Linked DNA regions of Mus musculus: regions 1 and 2 are each linked to region 3. Evidence: chromatin loops called from intact Hi-C (ENCODE). Cell type or tissue: gastrocnemius. All regions are shown on one strand. Region 1 has its middle 18 kb from the start of Gm30224. Region 2 overlaps Runx1 (runt related transcription factor 1). Region 3 overlaps Runx1 (runt related transcription factor 1).

What was found. A loop is a pair of places that touch in the nucleus more often than their neighbours do. Peaks named below come from ENCODE experiments on the same cell type or tissue, not always from the same donor. Only the 100,000 strongest peaks of a DNase experiment are listed, where the experiment ranks them.
Region 1: a loop joins it to region 3, with 4 times the contacts of the local background. A loop is called at or near these places in 23 of 42 quality-filtered maps.
Region 2: a loop joins it to region 3, with 2.1 times the contacts of the local background. A loop is called at or near these places in 5 of 42 quality-filtered maps.

Annotation. Positions count from the first base shown.
Region 1 is chr16:92,576,425-92,578,924 of GRCm38, reverse strand. No RefSeq gene overlaps it. Among named protein-coding and RNA genes, the nearest start is that of Gm30224, 18 kb to the left of the region's middle. In gastrocnemius, no CTCF peak of the experiment used is centred here; no DNase peak of the experiment used is centred here.
Region 2 is chr16:92,641,012-92,643,511 of GRCm38, reverse strand. All of the region lies in intron 6 of Runx1 (runt related transcription factor 1), which reads left to right. Among named protein-coding and RNA genes, the nearest start is that of Gm30224, 46 kb to the right of the region's middle. In gastrocnemius, no CTCF peak of the experiment used is centred here; no DNase peak of the experiment used is centred here; H3K27ac peaks cover 164 bases.
Region 3 is chr16:92,694,186-92,696,685 of GRCm38, reverse strand. Runx1 (runt related transcription factor 1) reads left to right here. Exons shown (of 8, transcript NM_001111021.2): 3 at 949-1,202. Among named protein-coding and RNA genes, the nearest start is that of Gm30281, 67 kb to the left of the region's middle. In gastrocnemius, no CTCF peak of the experiment used is centred here; a DNase peak (open chromatin) is centred at 1,021; H3K4me3 peaks cover 2,500 bases; H3K27ac peaks cover 2,308 bases.

The DNA.
Region 1 (2,500 bases), 120 kb after region 3:
ACATATATATCACAGACACAGCCCACACACAAACATGCACACACACACAAATCCATACACCGCACATGTATATATACATCACAGACATAAACCACACACAGAAATACACACATACATATACACACACATACATCACAGACATATACCACACACACACAGCACACATACCCACATACCACACACAAGGATAAGGATATGTATACCACACCCTCCTCATGTATTTATGTAAATATTACATGTAATATATGTAAACCTTCATTTCTGTATATATACATTCACACATACAGTGGATGTTCATGTATAATATTCATATTTATTATATGTATTATATATTCATGCATAGGTATATAAATGTGCATCTACTGTTTATGTGTGCATATATACATATATACATACACATACATATACATATGTGTTCACGAACATGCCCATAAATAAGCTCAATGTGCTCATTATATGCTTATAATATTATATATTATATGCTTGTTGTGTGTATACACACACATTTCACACACACGTGGCATCCCCCTGTATGTCCTCCTTACTGCTGATGACTGGGCTCGTGCTTTAAAGCATAGCCCCGTGACCTTGCCAGCTCTGTGTCCCTGGGACTAAGGTAACACCCACAAAGGCCACCTATCATTGTATCCAGTAACAAACATTCTCACAGGGAGGCAGCTCTGTGGATACAGAACTTGCAGCAAAAGCATAAAGACTGGAGTTCAAATCCCCAGAGCCCACATAAAAGCCAGGGGTGAAGGGCAAATCTGCAATCCCAGTGCTCCTACTACAAGACAGGAGGTAGAGGCAGGAGGGTCCCCAGAAGCTCAGGGTTAGCTGGTCTGGAGCACACGGTGGTGGCTGAGACCCTGTCACATAGGAGGAGCCACACAAGAGTTTGTCCTTTAACCTACAAATGCCTGTAATGGTCCAAATGCACCTTTTCCATCCCCGTTCTCTCTCTCTCTCTGTCTCTCTCTCTCTCTGTCTCTCTCTCTCTCTGTCTCTCTCTCTGTCTCTCTCTCTCTCTGTCTCTCTCTCTCTGTCTCTCTCTCTGTCTCTCTCTGTCTCTCTGTCTCTTCCCCCCCCCCTCTCTCTCTCTCACACACACACACACATCAAATGGCTGAGATTCTACCTTGCTGCGGTCAGAATGGATGCCTTCAAGAACAAGATCAGCAAACACTGCCAAGGAAGGAAGGATGCGGGAAGAAAAGAATAAAGAGTCCTTATTCGCTGCAATGGACGCAAGTTTGTGCAGCCGCTGTGGAAATCACTACAGAGGCTCTTTAAAAGCTGCAAACAGAGCTACCCCATGACCCAGCTCAACCACTCCTGGCTGTGTACCCAAAAGACTTCCAGTTAACACACCACAGAAATGCTGGAACAGCAGTGTTTATTGCTACAGTCTTCACAGGAGCCAGGACATGGAACCAGGCCTCGTATCCACCAGCAGATGAACGGACAGGGGAAACAGGGCCCGTGCACTGCAGAGTGTTTGCAGTGGTAAAGAAAACCGAAATCACAGCATTGGCAGGAAGATGGACCGGACTGGAAATCATCATGTTAAAAGACAGAAGTCTGACACAGAGAAGACAAAATTACCATGTTTTCTCTCATTTGCAGAAACCAGATGTAAAATGATGTGTATGTGTACATGTATGTACATGTGTGTACATGTGTTGGGAGCTACGAAACTAGGAATAGAAGTATGAGGAAAAGAAAGATCTTAAGGTGGAAACAGAGAGGGTGACAGAGCATTGTGAGAAAAAAAAAACAGAAGGGGTTGGTCTAGGGAAAAGTGGGGGAACAGGAGGGAAGGGATCGGACCGGGTAGCCATGCATGGGGAAGGGGAAAGAAACATACAGAGTTCACGTGTGTGTGAGACACCACAGTGAAACCTAGTACTTTCTATGCTAATCAAAAATTGTAACTTAAAAAAGAATGGGCTAAACAAATAAATATATCCTGACTGATTTTACGTTCTCCTGACACAAGCTATAGTTGTCCTAGAGGAGGAAACCTCAATTGAGAAGATGCCTCTATAAGATGGGGTTGCAGGCAAGCCTGCAGAGCATTTTCTTAATTAGTGACTGATGGGGGAGGGCCCAGCCCACTGTGGGTGGGGCCATCCCTGGAGCCTCTAGACCACCAGCTTCCCAAGTGCTCCGAGAGGTTTCAGGTCTGCCCTCAGCCTTTACCCCCTGTGCTGAGGACTATGAGACCCGTGTGTACTGTGTACCATGTGCCATGAACCGTGTGTGCTTGTTGTAGCTGCCCACTGCCAGACACACCCACCAGGCCATCCCTTGCTTCTCTTGGTCAGGCTAAGCCCCTAAATCCTGCTCCTTTCTCTTTCTGCTCTTTTGGGTGAGAACCAGCCGCTGCCGAGCCTAGTAGAGATGCCGCGTTATTTACCTTCATTTTCCTTTTGACTCTCTTCTTCTGATGCCTTTTTTTTTTTCACCCTCACCATGTTTCTTCTCCATCTTACACCTC
Region 2 (2,500 bases), 53 kb after region 3:
TGTATGTATGTATGTATGTGTTGTGTATACATGTATAAACACACATACACATACAAATCCAGCAAGGGGTTTTTAAGTTCTTGTTGCCTTTAGATTTTATGCTAAGTTTTCATTTAATATCTCTTCTTTCAAAATATGAAAGAGGCATGCGTGTGTATGTATGTGGTGTGGGCTGTATCAGGCAGAACATTTTCAGATCAGTAGCGTGAGTTCTGGTCACTCTGTGGGCCAGTCACCAGTGGCAAACACGCTGTAAGATGTAATAACTGCACATACCCTCTGTGCCAAGTTAGATAATGCTCACTGCATTTCCCCAGTCGGACGGCTGACGTCGGAATCTGTTTGTTCAGTGATATACCATTATAATAACCAAAAGGCAGTTTTCTCTGGGACAGGTGGGACACAGCTATTAATATGGCATGCTTACAGCAATACTCCTGCAGAGATGCAGGCCTGGGCAACTCAAATGAAGGGATGAGCAGCCCATACAAAGAAAGGGGCAGAGGATGGGCAGCAGGAGTGGGGCTCTGCCCTTCACAGAAAGCAAAGACTAGTGTCCTCTGAGCTTCACAGGAGAAAAGGGGGCATCTACTTGATAAGGTTTTTATCTGAGCCGATTGCTGTCTCTGGGGAGAAACACATGCAGGGCTCACAAATAGGCCCACATTTTCCAGAATGTAATATAGAAAGCCTATACCCCCAGGCATGGTATTACAGTCAAGTTATCATAGTACTTGCAGGATGGAGACAGCAGAATCAAGAGTTCAAGGCCAGCCATGGCTACGTAGCCAGCTTGAAGCCAACCAGAGATACATGAGACCGTGTTAGCACAGCACAGCGCCTCTCTTTTATATGAACAGACACAAAAATTAGGCTTTCTTCCTAGGTATGTTTAGAAAAAGGCCACACCAAAATCCTTAGGTGTTTTTGTGTGTGTGTGTGTGTGTGTGTGTGTGTGTGTGTGTGTAATAGTGACGAATAATCACTCAAAATACCCACACTAATTTTCCAAGGTCCCACAGTGCAGCTCGGTGGTGAATTGAGGCAAATGACACACTTTAGGTGAGATGGATGGACTGTGGGAGAAGGAGATATCCAAGGACATTTCTCTGCCTTCTGTTTACTCTCACTTAAGTTCACACACGTTTTCTCCGGGATCCCATGTCTAAAACCCAAAGAAAAGGCTGTTCTCTTGCCCTCTCCTGGCTGCCCCGAGCGCCCGTGAGCTGAGAAGGAGGCTGGTCTTTTACTTACAGTCAAACCAAAACTGGTAAGCGTCTTTAAAGCCAGTGCCAAACCATGCAGGAGCAAATTCAGATGGTTGCCTCTGCCTGCCTCATGAACCCGGACTGCTTCAGTTTGCCGTCTTACATACCTCGTCCCTAGAAACTGCAGAGGGTGGGTGGGCTCAAGGGAGCCCTGGGCCTTTGGAACCACCCACCTGTGCACAGAGGCATGGTCATGGACAGGTGGCTGCGCATCGGTGACTCTCCAGAACACTGCACTTGCTCTTAGAGTGTCCTAGGGGCTTGGTTGGTACTCTGAGAAGATGTGTGGACTATATTGTGGATTTTTTTTCCTCTCCAGTATATAAATTTGATAAGCAGGGATTTACTGGCCTCCAGGCAGACACGCGGTTTCAAACCCCATTGAAGATACTGCATATAAAACCAATTTCTCTTTCTTGTGTTCTCTCTCCCACCTTCTGGGTTTCTCTCCTCTCTTCTTTCTTCCTTCTCCCTTCTCCGGCTCTTCTCTGGTATCTCTTCTTATAAGAAAGTGCTATTTTATACAAATCTAGTTTTGAGTGAACTCCTGATTTTTTTTCACCCTTGAAATGTAAACATTAACAGGGATAGTGTAACAGGCAAGTTCTTCACATTGTTCCTGGCGTTGCGGGCAGTTACTGCCTGGTCCTAGCCGTAGAGCACACGTGCCTACTTAAGGTGGGAATTTAAGCGATGCACCATGGGACTGTGGCTCTCTGAAATGGCAGTCACAGTTTTAAGAAAACTATCCCAGAAGTAGCCAGGGCGGTGTCCCCTGGACACCACAGAGACACAGGAATGATTGTCAGCTTTAGAGGTGACAGTCACTGCAGGGGAGCGTCTGTGGAGCAGCAGAAGACTGCAGGCTGGAGCCACCCCTTGGCTCTGCCAGCAGAGGATCATGGGTATAGAATATCACATTTCCTTATCTTACCAAATAGACACCTCGAGTGATCTGCACTGGGGTTCAGATGGAGAGGGAAGACAGTTACCATGCCACCAAACCACTGTTTTGTTTGTTGAGGTTTTAACTTTAAAACAGCCGAGGTTAATTTCGACTTCCTATTTGAGCAAGTCTTTGAGTGGAATAGAAAGCTGTTTTGTCATGGCTGCCTGTTTACGCAAGTCAGGACACCATTGTTAAGTCCTGCCAAATTTCAGGGCTTTTCTCCGTTCCTTTTACAGCAGGAGTAGAGCAGATTACAGAGTTCTGGGGTAGCCGGGCCTGGTCC
Region 3 (2,500 bases):
TCAGCCACAAACTTAACCAGCGTTCCCAAACCAGAGTCCTCAGCTGTGGGAAGCTCTACCCTGAGTGTCATCGAGTTTGACTTTTTTTTTTTTAAGATTAGCTACAGATCTTTGTAAAGCACTGACCATTTATTTGGCCAGAATTTATTGAGTAATGACAAGTGATCCTATCCCAGCCTTCCAACTACTGAAGCTGATTTTCAAGGCTACTTAAAAAAAAAAAAACTGCAGCAAACATTAATGGATTTCTGTTGTGTTTAAATTCTCTACAGATTGTATTGTAAATATTTTATGAAGTAGATCATATGTATATATTTATATATACGAGCACATACATTAGTAGCACAATCTTTTAAAGTTACGGCTCTTGCTTTTGAGAAACGAAGTGAGTTTTTCATGGTAAGAGGGGCGCTCTGTATGGAAGACACTCCTAAGTTTTGTATTTTGTTGAGACTCTAAACAAAACTGACCCGCAAGAAAGAAAAACAAACTGACAGGCAACTAACTGCTGGAACTTCCAAATCTAGTTTTTGCTGGTCATTTTTTGGTTGTTGTTGTTGTTCTGCGCATAAATATTTTAGGACGCGTATGGGAATTTTGCCTCCGGGACCGTTTGTAATAGCCAAAGACTGAACTTCAACTCTCAAAGCGAGGCTCTGTTGGGCATTTGACTTTGAATTCTGGTTGCCCACTTTTTAACGCACTAAGCGGCCAGTTGCTAACCCTGCTTGGGTGTGAGGCCGATCCGTGTAACTAGATCTCAGTCCGGGACTGATGGTAATTTAGTCTCCTACCCCCACAACCCTCCGGTAGTAATAAAGGCTTCTGAACTTGTATGTTGGTCTCCCGGGAGCAGCTTGCAGAAGATCCGAGCCCCTGTCGCCGTCTAGTAGGAGCTGTTTTCAGGGTCCTTACTCAATCGGCTTGTTGTGATGCGTATCCCCGTAGATGCCAGCACGAGCCGCCGCTTCACGCCGCCTTCCACCGCGCTGAGCCCCGGCAAGATGAGCGAGGCGCTGCCGCTGGGCGCCCCGGATGGCGGCGCCGCCCTGGCCAGCAAGCTGAGGAGCGGCGACCGCAGCATGGTGGAGGTACTAGCTGACCACCCTGGCGAGCTAGTGCGCACCGACAGCCCCAACTTCCTCTGCTCCGTGCTACCCACTCACTGGCGCTGCAACAAGACCCTGCCCATCGCTTTCAAGGTACTCCTGCCTGAAGAGGGTGGCGGGAGGAGCAGGTGGAGGTCAGCCGATGGCCAGAGTGAGCCTAGGGGGCAGAGGCTAAGGCGGCTTCTAGAGAAGGGTGCTGCCTGTAGTAGAAGTCTCTGGTCCTTCTCACTGAGTTTGGGATGGGGGGGGGGATGCTGCGTTACCGTGGCGACCCTCGGGAGGGTCAGCCTCAGAGGTATCCAAGAGGGAGTTTTTTTAAAAAAAAATCAGGATAATTTCAGAGCGCCTACCAAGGGCCTTCCTTATCTTTGCTACGAAATAGAAAAAGTTAGAACCTTGGATCGGGCCAGTCCATCTTCCTTAAGGTTCCCCGAACCTCTGGATGAACACCCAGACCGTTTTGTATCTCTCAAATGAAAGCATCAGGAAATAAAATAAGAGATGCTTTAGTACCTTCAGGTCAGAAGAAAAAAATAAATAAATAAACCAAGGGAAACAGCCAGGGATCACACACACACACACACACACACACACACACACACACACACACACACACACGCCCCGCCGCCTTTTTTTTTTTTTTTTTTTTTTAAATCGCGCTATAAGATTCAGCGTGTCCAAAGTCCGCGGCAAGGAGTAGTTGGTTAAGTTTGCCAAAGTCCGGAGTTTTTCCGAGCCTGTAGCCTGCTCCTGCCAGAAGCCGCAAGTATTGAATCCTGTTGCTTTTTCTGGAACCTCCAGAATATTATCGCTGGCTCACCTAAATTAAGCCCCAGGCAAGAAAGGTGACAAGGTGTCTACCGACACCCAAAAAGGTCCAATCCAGCAGCTTTTCTGTTTGAGCAAGGGGCCTTGTAGACCCGGCAACTTCAGGTGGGCAGCTCACGTTGGTCAGGTCGCTTTTCACCCTGATCTTGCCCTAGCTTTGTGTTGCGTCTAAAACTTGGCTTTCAGAAGCTATATATAAACAACCTCGGGCGGTTTAAAAAAAAAAAGAATAAGAAGAAGAAGAAGAAAGAAAGAACCACCCTACAACTCTGGCAGGGAGCTGGAGGAATTTAGATTCTCTTCTTTGGTCTTCTCCTGAGGTGGGTTTTAAAAGGTACAGCTGAGAGCAAAAAGACTCTGTCAAGTTGTGTTTTTAAAAGGCTAAGAAGGCGGGACCCGAGCTGAAAAGGGAAGCTGCTCTCCTTTTTCTTTTTTCTTTTTTTCAATTTAGCTGAATAATTGTCTCATTTAGGAGGGAGATTAATTTAATTTAAGCTTTTCGTAGTTCCAGGCCTCAGCTGGATCTTGATCTAATTACAATGAATAGCGCTCACTTTTTGACA